Regions from separate parts of the Homo sapiens genome. Here region 1 is linked to region 2. Evidence: chromatin loops called from intact Hi-C (ENCODE). Cell type or tissue: left ventricle myocardium inferior. All regions are shown on one strand.

What was found. Peaks named below come from ENCODE experiments on the same cell type or tissue, not always from the same donor. Only the 100,000 strongest peaks of a DNase experiment are listed, where the experiment ranks them.
Region 1: a loop joins it to region 2, with 3 times the contacts of the local background. A loop is called at or near these places in 27 of 110 quality-filtered maps.

What each region holds. Positions count from the first base shown.
Region 1 is chr9:35,371,856-35,379,855 of GRCh38, forward strand. UNC13B (unc-13 homolog B) reads left to right here. Exons shown (of 40, transcript NM_001371189.2): 14 at 3,272-3,346; 15 at 4,173-4,392; 16 at 5,613-5,840; 17 at 6,440-6,581. Among named protein-coding and RNA genes, the nearest start is that of RUSC2, 110 kb to the right of the region's middle. RefSeq lists an enhancer at 1,416-1,968. In left ventricle myocardium inferior, no CTCF peak of the experiment used is centred here; no DNase peak of the experiment used is centred here.
Region 2 is chr9:35,121,776-35,129,775 of GRCh38, forward strand. No RefSeq gene overlaps it. Among named protein-coding and RNA genes, the nearest start is that of ATOSB, 9.9 kb to the left of the region's middle. In left ventricle myocardium inferior, no CTCF peak of the experiment used is centred here; no DNase peak of the experiment used is centred here.

The sequences.
Region 1 (8,000 bases), 250 kb after region 2:
CAGTTGCCTCTGAAAGTTTTCATGCCCTTTCGAGCCTTTAACATCATGTTGTTCTTTTCTCTGCTGTCCTCTACGCAGGCTATGGTGAGTGTCTCCAGAGCCCTTTCTCATCCTCTTTAAAAGTCTGCATCCCTGGCTGGTTGCAGTGGCTCATGCCTGTAATCCCAGCACTTTGGGAGGCTGAGGCGGGCGGATCACAAGGTCAGGAGTTCGAGACTAGCCTGACCAACATAGTGAAACACTGTTTCTACTAAAAATACAAAAAAATTAGCCAGCCGTGGTGGCGAGTACCTGTAATCTCAGCTACTTGGGAGGCTGAGGCAGGAGAATCGCTTGAACCCGGGAGGCGGAAGTTGCAATGAGCTGAGATCGCACCACTGCACTCCTGCCTGGGCGACAGTGCAAGACTCTGTCTCCAAACAAACAAACAAACAAACAAAATCCTCATCCCAAATCACTTGGGCCCTTCCCAGCTGTTCCTCCTGCTTAGGCTGATATTATGACTTCTGCCTTCTCAGCGTCCTCTGCCTTTAGGAAACCATGTGCCTCTCCAGGGGCTGCCCCTAAAGCTTGGGCTTGGCAGATACATGGGCCCTGTGCAAGAGTGTGGCTAGCAAGGCAGCCCCAGCTCTCAGACTTAACTCTCTGGGCTTGGCAGATACATGGGGCCCCTGTGCAAGAGTGTGGCTAGCAAGGCAGCCCCAGCTCTCAGACTTAACTCTCTGGGCTTGGCAGATACATGGGGCCCCTGTGCAAGAGTGTGGCTAGCAAGGCAGCCCCAGCTCTCAGACTTAACTCTCTGGGCTTGGCAGATACATGGGGCCCCTGTGCAAGAGTGTGGCTAGCAAGGCAGCCCCAGCTCTCAGACTTAACTCTCTGGGCTTGGCAGATACATGGGCCCCTGTGCAAGAGTGTGGCTAGCAAGGCAGCCCCAGCTCTCAGACTTAACTCTCTGTGCTTGGCAGATACATGGGGCCCTGTGCAAGAGTGTGGCTAGCAAGGCAGCCCCAGCTCTCAGACTTAACTCTCTGGGCTTGGCAGATACATGGGGCCCCTGTGCAAGAGTGTGGCTAGCAAGGCAGCCCCAGCTCTCAGACTTAACTCTCTGGGCTTGGCAGATACATGGGCCCTGTGCAAGAGTGTGGCTAGCAAGGCAGCCCCAGCTCTCAGACTTAACTCTCTGTGCTTGGCAGATACATGGGGCCCTGTGCAAGAGTGTGGCTAGCAAGGCAGCCCCAGCTCTCAGACTTAACTCTCTGGGCTTGGCAGATACATGGGGCCCCTGTGCAAGAGTGTGGCTAGCAAGGCAGCCCCAGCTCTCAGACTTAACTCTCTGGGCTTGGCAGATACATGGGGCCCTGTGCAAGAGTGTGGCTAGCAAGGCAGCCCCAGCTCTCAGACTTAACTCTCTGTGCTTGGCAGATACATGGGGCCCTGTGCAAGAGTGTGGCTAGCAAGGCAGCCCCAGCTCTCAGACTTAACTCTCTGGGCTTGGCAGATACATGGGCCCCTGTGCAAGAGTGTGGCTAGCAAGGCAGCCCCAGCTCTCAGACTTAACTCTCTGTGCTTGGCAGATACATGGGGCCCTGTGCAAGAGTGTGGCTAGCAAGGCAGCCCCAGCTCTCAGACTTAACTCTCTGGGCTTGGCAGATACATGGGGCCCTGTGCAAGAGTGTGGCTAGCAAGGCAGCCCCAGCTCTCAGACTTAACTCTCTGGGCTTGGCAGATACATGGGGCCCCTGTGCAAGAGTGTGGCTAGCAAGGCAGCCCCAGCTCTCAGACTTAACTCTCTGGGCTTGGCAGATACATGGGGCCCTGTGCAAGAGTGTGGCTAGCAAGGCAGCCCCAGCTCTCAGACTTAACTCTCTGGGCTTGGCAGATACATGGGGCCCCTGTGCAAGAGTGTGGCTAGCAAGGCAGCCCCAGCTCTCAGACTTAACTCTCTGGGCTTGGCAGATACATGGGGCCCCTGTGCAAGAGTGTGGCTAGCAAGGCAGCCCCAGCTCTCAGACTTAACTCTCTGGGCTTGGCAGATACATGGGGCCCCTGTGCAAGAGTGTGGCTAGCAAGGCAGCCCCAGCTCTCAGACTTAACTCTCTGGGCTTGGCAGATACATGGGGCCCTGTGCAAGAGTGTGGCTAGCAAGGCAGCCCCAGCTCTCAGACTTAACTCTCTGGGCTTGGCAGATACATGGGGCCCTGTGCAAGAGTGTGGCTAGCAAGGCAGCCCCAGCTCTCAGACTTAACTCTCTGGGCTTGGCAGATACATGGGGCCCCTGTGCAAGAGTGTGGCTAGCAAGGCAGCCCCAGCTCTCAGACTTAACTCTCTGGGCTTGGCAGATACATGGGGCCCCTGTGCAAGAGTGTGGCTAGCAAGGCAGCCCCAGCTCTCAGACTTAACTCTCTGTGCTTGGCAGATACATGGGCCCTGTGCAAGAGTGTGGCTAGCAAGGCAGCCCCAGCTCTCAGACTTAACTCTCTGGGCTTGGCATATACATCGGGCCCTGTGCAAGAGTGTGGCTAGCAAGGCAGCCCCAGCTCTCAGACTTAACTCTCTGGGCTTGGCAGATACATGGGGCCCCTGTGCAAGAGTGTGGCTAGCAAGGCAGCCCCAGCTCTCAGACTTAACTCTCTGGGCTTGGCAGATACATGGGGCCCCCTATGCAAGAGTGTGGCTAGCAAGGCAGCCCCAGCTCTCAGACTTAACTCTCTGTCCTGCTTGATTTGACTGAGGCTTCAATGCCCTTTTCACTTGCCAAGTGCCCTACTTGTAGGCCTGCTGGCCTCTGCAGCCATCCAGGGATTATGTGGGCTTGGGGAGGTGCCAAGGTATAGAGGTTAGCATGGAATCATTTTTCTCCATAATGGCTCTTGAATGTGACTCTGACAGAGTTGTGTGTCTCTATTATTCTTAATTACCTGTTTCCTACTATAGTTCTAAGCTTTTCATTTTCCTTTGCCTTCCCATAAACAAGGAGTTTCTGTGGGGTAGGACACTAAGAAGAGTGAAAGAAAAAGAAACTCTTTGGATGATAGATACCCTGAAGAAAGTGCTGTTCTAACATAGTTAGAGCAGCCCCCTGAGGGCCTTGGGTTTTGCATCTTAACCTGGGACACTTGTCACCTGTTAGGGCGGTTGCTGTGAGTGACAATAAAAATAGAAAGTACTGTAGTAAGCTATAGTCAAGTGGCTTTGGTCACTGAAGCTCCCTCCCCCAGACTTTGCCAGCCCTTGGCAGTGGTCAGGGCTAACAGCAGATCTTCCCTGACAGTCACTGGTCCAGTCTCGGAAGGCAGGAATCACTTCTGCAATGGCTACACGCACTTCTCTTAAGGACGAAGAGCTGGTAAGTGTCCCAAGTGCTTTCGTAAGTCCACTGGCCTCAGGACTGGTGATCATCTCTGTAGCCATGCTATTAATAATTGGGAATTCTGGGAATTCAAGAGTGCTGGACACACATTGCTGATGAAAAAGATAGATAGCATCAGGTGTTAGTTTTCCACACTGGGAAAGACTCTAAGCAAGTCTAGATCAGAGAGTAAGCCCAAGTCTCATGTTGAAGGGTGTGACCACTGAACTCAAGGTTTTATGATGGACCTAGTACCTTCTGTTTTCTTAGAAAGCGTGAATGCTGGAACAAGGCTCGGATCCAGCATCAGGTCCAACCTGTGTTGGACAACCAGAAGCACACTATATTGTGGGCCTCATTCTGCTATGCTGGGCTCTGGGCTGGGCCAGGATAGAGCATCTTCTTCATTGCCAGAGGAGACACGAAATCAAGGTCCTGATTGTCCCACAGGGTCTCAGTTCTGGTATCTCCCTGCAGAACCCAAAAGTCATGGGGACCAGGCATGTTGGCTTATGCCTGTAATCCCAGCACTTTGGGAGGCCAAGGCAGGTGGATCACTTGAGGTCAGGAGTTCGAGACAAGCCTGACCAACATGGTGAAACCCTGTCTCTACTAAAAATACAAAAATTAGCTGGGCATGGTAGCATGTGCATGTAATCCCAGCTACTTGGGGGCCAAGGCAGGAGAATTGCTTGAACCTGGGAGGTGGAGGTTGCAATGAGCCGAGATCATACCACTGCACTCCAGCCTGGGCAACAGAGCAAGACTCTGTCTCAAAACAAACAAAAAACAAAAATCATGGGATGGGGTATGTGTCTTTCAGAAATCCCACGTGTATAAGAAAACCCTGCAGGCCTTAATCTACCCCATTTCGTGCACCACTCCTCATAACTTTGAGGTCTGGACGGCCACTACCCCAACCTACTGCTATGAGTGTGAAGGCCTGCTCTGGGGCATTGCCCGGCAGGGCATGCGCTGCAGCGAATGTGGAGTCAAGTGCCATGAGAAGTGCCAGGATCTGCTCAATGCTGACTGCCTGCAGCGTGAGTGCCCTGCGGGATGAGGGGCGGGGAGTGGGGCAGCAGGGGCTTTCCAAAATAGTCTGCAGCAAAGAGCTGGGATGGCTGAACCAATCATTCCCCCAGTCCACCTGATTCTGAAACCCTATCCATTTCAGAGAAGGTAGGATTCTGAATCAAGGGGCATTGCCTTTCCAAATAACAGGTCTTACACTACCTTCTTAAGCACCTTTAGGAAAAATTCTTTGAGCTTTCTGTGGTAGTGTAGCTAGAATCTTATAGGATTCAGTTGATCCCAGAGACTGAGCTTTGTAGTGTATACAGCACAGCGGCCTTATTGTCCAAATGACAAAAGCATCAGGATCTGAGGCTAATGAGAGGAAAGAAATAGAGTTTTGTGGGGTTCCAGGCCCCACAGAGGAACCTCCTAAAGCCTAGAATCTAGGACTCAGGGAAGGCAGCATTCATTACTTGTTTTTAGACAATAGTGCCAGAAATAGAAATGTCAAATGAATCTGGTAGAGGTCCAAGAGGAGAGTATACCAGACCCCCAGGGCCTTGGCTAAATATATGACTTGTCCTGCCATGATGGAGTGGGGACAATAGGAGCAGGAAAAGCAACAAGTTCTTGTTAGAGGAAATGGTAGCGCTCAAAGTTCATATCTCCTTGCTCCCCTCCTGCTGGCCTTGCACTCACTGTGGCTGGACCCCAGGAAAAGCAGGGGTGAAGGAAGTGGGAAACTATTTTCCTGCCCTCCAGACCTCCCAGGTATTACCCACAAGCCAAGCTGTAGCACTGAAAGCTTTAAAGATTGTGCTAGGAGAAGGGAAGGTCACCTCTAGACCCACAAGTACTTCATTATCCCAAGGACAGCTATGACATATAAAAGGGGACCAGGGAGAGGCCTTGAGCAATTATTCATGGAAAATGTCCTTTGAAGAGCCTCAAATTGGTGCCAATGGCAAGGCTAGGTTAGACGTGAAGAGACAGGTAGGACAGAGTCAGCGGAAGAGATGGGCTCTGAAAAGACTGCCTGAAGACAAATGCTAGTAATGACTTGGCCAAAATCCATCATGAAGGGGTGGCAAGTGCAGGTGCCAGAGGGCCCTTGCTTAATTGCTGAGAACTAGCAACCAGGCTGGCTGCATAGTTTCTCCACTGCTCTGCAGCCTCTCCCAGGCCCCATTCCTCAGCTCAACCCTTGGTCTGGTAGGTGACCTGTTGTGTTCCTGGCCACCTTCAGGGGCTGCAGAAAAGAGCTGTAAACATGGAGCTGAGGACCGGACCCAGAACATTATCATGGCCATGAAGGACCGCATGAAGATCCGAGAGCGAAATAAGCCAGAGATCTTTGAAGTTATCCGGGACGTCTTCACAGTGAACAAAGCTGCCCATGTGCAGCAGATGAAAACAGTGAAGCAGAGTGTACTGGATGGCACCTCCAAATGGTCAGCCAAGATCACCATTACTGGTGAGCAGGCCACAGTTTGAGGGGACAGGAAGGCCTGGGCTATGGGGAGGAGACTGGGGAAGAAACATCCTGAGCGTGAGGGAGCAAGGGATTAGGGAGAAAGAAAAAGGAAATCACTGGGAAGGAAAGGCCTCTTTATTAATCACTTCTCCTTACCTAGACCCTGGTGCCGGAGAGGCAAGATTGCTATCTGCAAACAACATGAACCATAATACAAGGATTTGCTAACAACCTAACGCTGTAGACTTGGCTAACAGTTTGATATTATAAGAGGTGGGGGGAGGGGGAAGGGGAAGGGCAGGGGACCAGGGAGTAGCTAACCAGTGGTTTGCTAACTGGGTGGGGCTGAAGCATGTATATATCAGAGGGTGTAAAGATCAATATAGAGATAAGTGGTCAGTTAGGGCTTGGGTAGGGAGATGGGATGCTTGGGCTTTAAGGGAAAGGCTGGTGGCCCAGGACAAAGAATAAATATGGAGGAATGGGATTACGGTATCTGTGCAAGGAGCATAGACTGCTCTAAGATGGAAAGCATATGAGTAGTGTTGTGGGGGGCTTCTGAACGACTCTGAAGCCTCCTATACATGCTTGGGTTGCAGTGGTGTGTGCCCAGGGCCTACAAGCCAAGGACAAAACAGGATCCAGTGACCCTTACGTGACTGTGCAAGTCAGCAAAACTAAGAAGCGTACCAAGACCATTTTTGGAAACTTGAATCCTGTTTGGGAGGAGAAGTTCCATTTGTAAGTCACAGAGAGCTTTGTCTTACCTGGGACTGTGTGTATTGGGGGAGCAGGATCACATCCTGCCATTCTGGGCTTGAGCTTGAAGATTGGGCAAAGGCAGGGGAGAAAACTCATTTCTCGCATGCTTCGTTCAGACATCAGCCATTCTTTCTCTGGTTTTCTTCTCATGAGCTGTTGTGTCAGGATTACTGTGCCCATGCCCTGTCTTCACCAGGGCTATTAAAGGGGCCCTAGGGCACCCCATCCTGCTTTTTCTAGCAGTAGAAAGATTTTACTACTTTACTGCTCAGTGACAGAACCAGGGACTGACTGCCTTATTGTACCTCCTACCCTTGCCTAGGAAGGTACAGTAGGGTTAGGCTCTCATAAGGAAGGCTCTTATAAGGAGTGGGGAGGGAGTGTCCTTGTCCTAAAACTGGGTAATTCTGGCTTAAAAGTGGAAATCTGGGTTCTGAAGAAGATGCTGTTTCCCATAAAGATAGTGTTTCTTCCTGCCTCAGCTTCTACACTCACTCATTTTTTTATTATCTCACTTTCTTACAAACTATTTCTTATGACAGTAAAGGATGGTTATTGAAAAATGGCAAACTAATGTCTGAGAATCCACATGCTTTGTCGCTCCCTAATAAGGCCTAGGGTCAGGATTTTGGATTTGAATCAGCCAAGCAGGCTGGCTATGTAGAGGCCTCCTTCTGTTGGCTCCTCAGAAGATTCAGAAAGGGATTAAGGCCAGCGTGGTGGCTCACACCTGTAATCCCAGCACTTTGGGAGGCTGAGGCAGGCAGATCACCTGAGGTCAGGAGTTCCAGACCAGACTGGCCAACATGGCAAAACCCCATCTCTATTAAGAATACAAAAATAAGCCAGGCATGGTGGCAGGTGCCTGTAGTCCCAGCTTACTCGGGAGGCTGAGGGAAGAGAATCCCCTGAACCTGGGAGGCAGACGTTGCAGTGCACCAAGATCATGCCACTGTACTCCAGCCTGGTGACAGAGTGAGACTCCGTCTAAAAAAAGAAAAGAAAAAAAAAAGGGATTAGGATATAGTAAAATTCATCTCTAATCCAGAGATAATATTAATAGCTACCAGGAGAAACACCTGTTTGAGAATCTGAATAGTTCCTGCTTGAATTCTTCTTATGACTAATTTAAAATGAACTAGCTCTTGGTCATTTTTGCCCACTTTTAGTAAACAGTTTATTAAGCTCATATTCTGTACAAGACACTATACATAATACAGTGTATCCAAAAATGAATAGAACAATCCCTGGCTTCAAGAAGCTCCTTGTTGATTTGTCTATTATCTTCTCACAGAGCAGTGGTTATACTGTAATATTTTAATGGAATGTGGAAAGATAACATAAGAACATAGGGAAAGTAAGAGCACATTTTGCCAGTTACAACTTTTGGGTGAAACA
Region 2 (8,000 bases):
AATATAATTATTTCTTTATTTCCTGCCCTCCCCAAATTTCTTATGGAAGGCATCTGTATGAGTAGCAGGCATTACCGAATATTTGGGGGTAATATAAGGAAAAAATATACCTATATAAACAAGTCAAAATTGAATATTTGGACATCAATGTTCTTTAAATATGTGTGTGTATATATATTTTATTTATATATATATTTTATATATATATAAAATAGATATAAAAAATATGGCTTTTTTTTGAGACAGAATCACGCTCTGTTGCCTAGGTTGGAATGCAGTGGTGTGATTCCAGCTCACTGCAACCCCCACCTTCTGGGTTCAAGTGATTCTCCTGCCTCAGGCTCCTGAGTATCTGGGATTACAGGTGCCTACCACCACACCCAGCTAATTTTTTGTATTTTTAGTAGAGATGGGGGTTTCGCCATGTTGGCCAGGCTGGTCTCGAACTCCTGGCCTCAAGTATTCCACCCACCTAGACCTCTCAAAGTGCTAGGATTACAGGCATGAGCCACTGCACCCGGCCATTCTTTAAATATATTTTATTTGTTTGTTTGTTTTCCGAGATAGAGTCTTGCTCTGTCACCCAGGCTGGAGTGCAGTGGCACGATCTAGGCTCACTGCAACCTCTGCCTCCTGGGTTCAAGCAATTCTCCTGCCTCGGCCTCCCAAGTAGCTGGGATTACAGGTGCCCGCCACCACGCCCAGCTAATTTTTGTATTTTTAGTAGAGACGGGGTTTCACCATGTTGGCCAGATTGGTCTCGAACTCCTGACCTCATGATCCGCCTGCCTTGGCCTCCCAAAGTGCTAGGATTATAGGCATGAGCCACGGTGCCCAGCCTCTTTAAATATTTTTAAAAGTCCTTCAGCCATTCCATAATATAACTTTCCAAGAGGTTCTCTTTGTCCGCTGCCTAGACAGAGCAGATTTCTCAAAACAGGGGAACTGCAATAGAGAAAGAGTAATTCACACAGAGCCAGCTGTGTGGGAGACTGGAGTTTTATTATTACTCAAATCAGCCTCCCCAAATATTCTGGGAGCAGAGTTTTAAGGACAACTTGATGGGCAGGGGGAAGCCAGTGAGCTGGGTGTGCTGACTGGTCAGGGATGAAATCACAGGGAGTCAAAGCTGTCCTCTTGCACTGAGTCCGTTCCTGGGTGGAGCCACAAGATCAGATGAGCCAGTTTATCCATCTGGGTGGTGCCAGCTGATCCATCAAGTGCAGGGTCTGCAAAATATCTCAAGCACTGATCTTAGGAGCAGTTTAGGGAGGGTCAGAATCTTTTAATCTCCAGCTGCATGACTCCTAAACCATGATTTCTGATCTTGTGGCTAATGTTAGTCCTACAAAGGCAATCTAGTACCCAGGCAAGAAGGAGGTCTGCTTTGGGAAAGGGCTGTTACCATCTTTGTTTTAAACTATAAACTAAGTTTCTCTCAAAGTTAGTTCAGCCTACACCCAGGAATGAACAAGCAGAGCTTGGAGGTTAGAAGCAAGATGGAGTTGATTAAGTTCGATCTCTTTCAATGTGTGTCATAATTTTGCAAAGGTGGTTTTAATATTTTTTACCCCTTTTCTTATTATTCTCACCCACGTCTCTCTATTCCCAGTACTTAATCACACCAAGTAATTTCTCCACACACATTTCTTCTAGGAGTTATATTTGCATATCAAAAAGGGTCACTTTTGCTGGGCAGGGTGGTTGACAACTGTAATCCCAGCACTTTGGGAGGCTGAACTGGGAGGGTCATCTGAGCCCAGGAGTTTGAGACCAGCTTGGGCAATATAGTGAGACCTCATCTCTATAAAAAATTAAAAAAATTAGCTGCATGGTTGCACGCACCTGTAGTCCCCTCTACTTGGGAGGCTGTATTTCAAATGGAGCAGAATTATAAATATGTGTCACTAAGGAGAGGCCTCAATTTTGCCTCAGGAGAGGCTGTAAAAGGCATAAGAACACTTGATACCTGCCCTGTTGCACCCTCTCATGATTTGGAATTACAGGCCACTAGCCTACAGGTATCAGGCTGCAAAGTACAAGCATACCCTTTGTATCTGTTTATTCCAAACCCCAGTGAACACCAGTTTAGCGCCCAGAATGGTTTGAGCAATTAAAGAATCCCGTCTTAATATTTGTTGGTAAACTAGCCCCAAATACATTATTGATTTTTTTTTTTTTTTGAGACGGAGTCTTGCTCTGTCACCCAAGCTGGGGTGCAGTGGTGCAATCTCGGCTCACTGCAAACTCCGCCTCCTGGGTTCACGCCATTCTCCTGCCTCAGCCTCCAGAGTAGCTGGGACTACAGGCACCTGCCACCGCGCCCAGCTAATTTTTTTGTATTTTTTTTAGTAGAGACGGGGTTTCACCATGGTCTTGATCTCCTGACCTCATGATCCGCCCGCCTCGGCCTCCCAAAGTGCTGGGATTACAGGCGTGAGCCACCGCGCCTGGACTACATTATTGATTGTAGCAGCCAAAAAAGTGTGTCCAAGGAAAATAAGCTTGCTTAAGACAATTTGCCTTTTGGTGATAACAGTTGCTTGTAGAGCTGAGGACATTGGGAGTGTAAGGATAAATAAAAGTTATTTTCTCCATTTATAAAGGGCAAATAAACCATTTCCTCTCTCTCCTTTCATTTTTTTCTCCTTTTCTTTCTTCCTTTCTTTTTCTTTTTTTTTTTTTTGAGTCAGGGTCCTGCTCTGTCACCCAGACTGGAGTGCAGTGGCACAATCATGGTTCACTGCAGCAGACTCAACCTCCCAGGCTCAAGGGATCCACTTGGCTCGGCTTCCTGAATAGCTGGGATGATAGCCCTGTGCCACTAAGCCCAGCTAATTAAAAATATATATATTTATTTTTTGGCTGGGTGCAGTGGCTTGTGCCCGTAATCCCAGCACTTTGGGAGGCCAAGGCAGGTGGATCACTTGAAATCAGGGGGTTGAGACCAGCCTGGCCAACATGGTGAAACCCCATCTCTACTAAAAATACAAAAATTAGCTGGGCATGATGGTGCGTGCCTGTAATCCCAGCTACTTGGGAGGCTGAAGCAGGGGAATCACTTGAACCCAGGAGGCGGAGGTTGCCTTGAGCTGCGATCGCACCATCGCACTCCAGCCTGGGCGACAGACCAAGACTTGGTCTCAAAAAAAAAAAAAAAAAAAATTTGTAGAGATGGGGTCTCACCATGTTGCCCAGGGCTGGTCTCAAACTCCTGGGATCAGCCTCCCAAAGTGTTGGGATTACAGGCCTGAGCCACTGCACCCAGACTCCTCTCTTAGAGTTCTTAGAGTTACTCCTTGGATACAAAATAAATTTGGGTCCTTACTCTAATATTTGGAATCTCTCTAGGGATTAAGCCTAGACTCCAGTTTTTACAATACGGATGTAACTCCAAGGTTGTGTGCCAAATGACCTCTAGATATGTAAACAAGGGTCTCTTGCTGGACGCACAGGAGATTTTTCAGGAGGCACAGTCCTTTGTCCCTTGAGGAGATATTGTTCTTTCTTCTGCTTTGCTGTATAAGTTATGTGCAATTTTGTCTTAACCTTGTAGTCATTTTCAGGCTACCTTACATGCATGTAATCTGTTATTGCTTACTCAATAAGAAATTACATTCTCTCACTCATCTATATTGACAGGGAGGAATCTTTTTGCGGCAGGATTATTTCATTTCCCCAAGAGCAATGCAATAGTCTGTTAAAAGAGAAGGCACCTGTAATCCCAGCACTTTGGGAGGCTGAGACGGGTGGATCACTTGAGGTCAGGAGTGCAAGACCAGCCTGGCCAACATGGTGAAACCACGTCTCTACTAAAAATACAAAAATTAGCCGGGCATGGTGGTGGTCACCTGTAATCCCAGCTACTCAGGAGCCTGAGGCAGGAGAATCACTTGAACCCGGGAGGTGGAAGTTGCAGTGAGCTGAGATCCTGCGATTGCACTCCAGCTTGGGTGATAGAGTGAGTGACACTCCATCTCAAAAAAAAAAAAAAAAAAAAAGCAATGATCTGAAGTGGATTTCCTTGCTCTTGATGAATGTGTGTTACCAGTACTGTTCAGCTGTTTTTTATTCAACAATTCAATGATGAATATGAAGTAAGTAAATTAGCCTCTATGAATAGTCTGCATGAAACAATTACAGGTGAAAATATTTTCAAAGAAGTTGAGAAAACACTAGTTCAGTACAACCAGAAGTGGAAATCTATTAAATTGTGTTACAACTGATGGTGGCAAAACATATGCAGAGCAGAAAAAAGTTTTAGTTCAAAAAATTTGCAAGGCTTCTTAAATTGTAATGTGTTTAATATTGTGAAAGGAAAATATCTTGGGCCCCCAAAATCACTAAGCTAAAGGAAAAATTCTAGCTGGGAACTGCACAGGGCAAATCTGCCTCCCATTCTATTCAAAATCATCCCTTTGCTCACTGAGATACACACATATTCTGTTTGCCTCCTTTGGAAAGTTTCATCAGAAACTCAAAAGAATGCAACCATTTTTCTCTCCACCTACATGTGACCTGGAAGCCCTCTCCCTGCTTCGAGTTATCCCCACCTTTCTAGACAGAACCAATGTACTTCTTTTGTATATTGATTGATGTCTCACATCTCCTTAAAATGTATAAAACTAAGCTGTGTTCTGACCACCTTGGGCATATGTCGTCAGGACTTCCTGAGGCTCTGTCATGGGAACATGTCCTTAACTTTGGCAAATAAACCTCCTAAAATGAGTGGGACTTGTCTCACCATTATTCTCGATTGACATCTGGTAGCCACAGAGGGATCCTGAGTGAAGGTGACCCGGCCTGTAGCAGCTTGCCTATTGGTGCTTGGTACTGGCTTGGGCACCTTATAGCCCAAACTGATAGGACGATTGCTGAAGTCTGGGACTTCTTTCCTCCAGGGATCCCTGATCTTCCAACGTTTTTCAGTTGGGGGCCTGAGATTTAATTGCCATTAATAAAACTCCTTTTTTGTGGGGAGTTTCCACTCACTTCCATCAAGAAAGGTGAGCCTGCCTGTTTCTCCATTGGCAAAGAGCAGTTTTCAGCTTGGGCCCCATCACTAGGTAAGATAACTGATTTGGGATTCTGTCTTGCAAATTCTTTTTAAACAACTAAAGTTAGCAATAACAACCAGTTGGTGTTAATTTCTGCTTACACTTACAGCGCTCAGAAATCATATAATTTTTGTGATCATTGTTAGTTTTGCCTGTTTTGTTGTCTGTTTATGTCTTTGTGTGTGTGTGTGTGTGTGTGTGTGTGTGTCCTTTCCCTTATTGAATTGGACTAACTCCAAACCTTCTAACTCATGAGTGTGGAATCTTCCATGCTGAAGAAATAAGAGCACCTTGCTCCCTTCAGCCTTTCAGGGCATTCTCAGGCAACTGAGAACCATGTGAGGGTGTCTGGGAGGAATACTCCCTAAGATGTGCAGCAGCTCTAAATAGGTTTCCCCTTAAGAAGAACATGCTTAGGGTCTAATCTCAGCTGGCAGGTGCATATAAGGAGCTGACCCCTCCTGCACCTTGAGCCCCTGACACACTGTGCCAGGTTGCCATGACACGGTTGGACTGATCCGGTTCAGGGGGTAAGAGCCCTGAAAAGCTAGGCCTGCAAGCAGCACATTTTGGGTCTGACACACGTCTTGACTTGGTCAAATCCAAAGGGGAACTCTAAATTATGGGGAACAAGGCCTCTGAAGTGGGAAGAAAAGAGCCAACAAAAGGAAAAAAAAAAAAAGAGGAAAGATTTTTAATGTTGACTACTAAAGAGGCTTTATTTACATAACGAGGCAACCTTTTTTGCCAGCCAGACCAAACTGAAAGAGTAATGGCTGTACTTCTGAAATAGCAGCATTTTGTCCTAGCTGAACTATGGTAATAAAATTAAAAAAAAAAATTTTAAGGACCTCAGTGGTTAAAAGTCAGCTTAATTAAAAGGCTAACATCCAAGATGTGTGTGCGTTGTTTGTATTTAAAAGGCCTTTACGTTTTTGTTTCTTTGTTTTGTTTGTTTGCTTCTTATTTGTTTTTCTCTCCTAGGACCTTGTCATTTTTTTTTTGAGCAAAAGTTTTTTTTTCTTTCTTTCTTCTCAGTTGACCGAATTCTGTTTTCACCTGATTTTTTTTTTTTTTACTGAAATAGTTGCAACAGAGTTTTTTCCCTTTTCTATTTTATTTATTTATTTATTTTTTTGAGATGGAGTCTTGCTCTGTCGCCCAGGCTGGAGTGCAGTTGCGCGATCTCGGCTCACTGCAACCTCCGCCTCCCGGATTCAAGCAATTCTCCTGCCTCAGCCTCTTGAGTAGCTGGGATTACAGGCACCTGCCATCACGCCAAGCTAATTTTCTTTTGTATTTTTAGTAGAGATGGGGTTTCACCATGTCGGTCAGGCTGGTCTTGACTCCCTGACCTCATGATCCACCCGCCTCGGCCTCCCAAAGTGCTGGGATTACAGGCGTGAGCCACCGCGCCTGGCTTTTCCCTTTTGTTAGAGAACCAGGACTCAGTGTGGACCCTGCCCGGAGCTCAGAGATTCAGTTAAAAGATAGGTAGTCCCTATCTGAATAAAATTGGTCTCCTTAGACAATCTCATGATAAATTTTCATAGTTTTATGTTTGATCTGGCTCAAAGAAAAATAAAAGTGTCTCCCTCTAGCACCACTAGACTTTTTCCTCTCTGGACTTTATGATGTAAATTTTGCTATTTAATTTTCACCTAAGTTGTTCTCTTTAATATGCAAATTTAAGGCTATTTAGCTGCCAACTACTTAGGGTTGTGAAACAGGTTATCAAAAATCTGCAAGTCTAAGATAGAAAAAAAGAGGGTCTTTATGAATCTATAAATATGTCTATGTATTTATGTGTCACATACACAATGTTTCACTACTAAAAATGTATAAAAGAGCTCTAATTAATTGGCTTAAAGAAAAATAAAAGTGCTTAAATCAAATGCATTATCAGGAAAAAAGAAAAGACTAATCAAATGCTTTTTCAAGTTTATGTAACTTAAATAAAATCTTTAATAAATAAGCTAGCTTTAACATTATTGGTAAAGTATGGCCGGGCTCGGTGGCTCATGCCTGTAATCCCAGCACTTTGGGAGGCAGAGGCGGGCGGATTATCTGAGGTCCACAGTTCGAGACCAGCCTGACAAACATGGAGAAACCCCATCTCTACTAAAAATACAAAATTAGCCGGGTGTGGTGGCGCATGCCTGTAATCCCAGCTAGTCAGGAGGCTGAGGCAGGAGAATGGCTTGAACCCGGAAGACGGAGGTTGCTGTGAGCTGAGATCGTGCCATTGCTCTCCAGCCTAGGCAACAAGAGCGAAACTCTGTTTCAAAAAAAAAAGAAAAAGAAAACATTATTGGTAGAGTAATATTAGAAATATCTTAAGAATGGCCAGGATACATTTTTGTTTGCATTTATGAATCAAGCAATTTCAAGCAAAACTTATCCCTGCCAAATACTATAAGATGTCAAAATTTGGCATAGGGGTTACAAAACTATAAACCCAGCTCAAAACAGAATGATCTATGTTTTTGCTTGTATAATTTTTAATAAAACATTAATATTGGTTTAATGACAATAACTACATCTTGAATTATTTAGTAAATTACCATAACTTCTAATCTTGTGCCTTTAGGCAGACTAGTCCGTGGGCCTTAAGGAGCTTTGTTTTGGGAAAGGACTGTTACTATCTTTGTTTCAAACCTAAACTATAAACTAACTTCCTCCCAAAGTCCGGGAATGAACAAGGACAGTTTGGAGATTAGAAGCAGGATGGAGTCAGCTAGGTCATATCTTTTTCACTGTCTCAGTTATAATTTTGCAATGGTGATTTCATAACTTTAAATCATGTCTATTGTAGTTTTCATAAATAATCTAAGTAAACAATTAAAATAATTAGGTGAATGTAATGGGCTGAATACTTGTAAACAAACTTGTCATAATTTAGAATCTTAAGTTATATTAAATTAAATAATAGGCCAGGTGCAG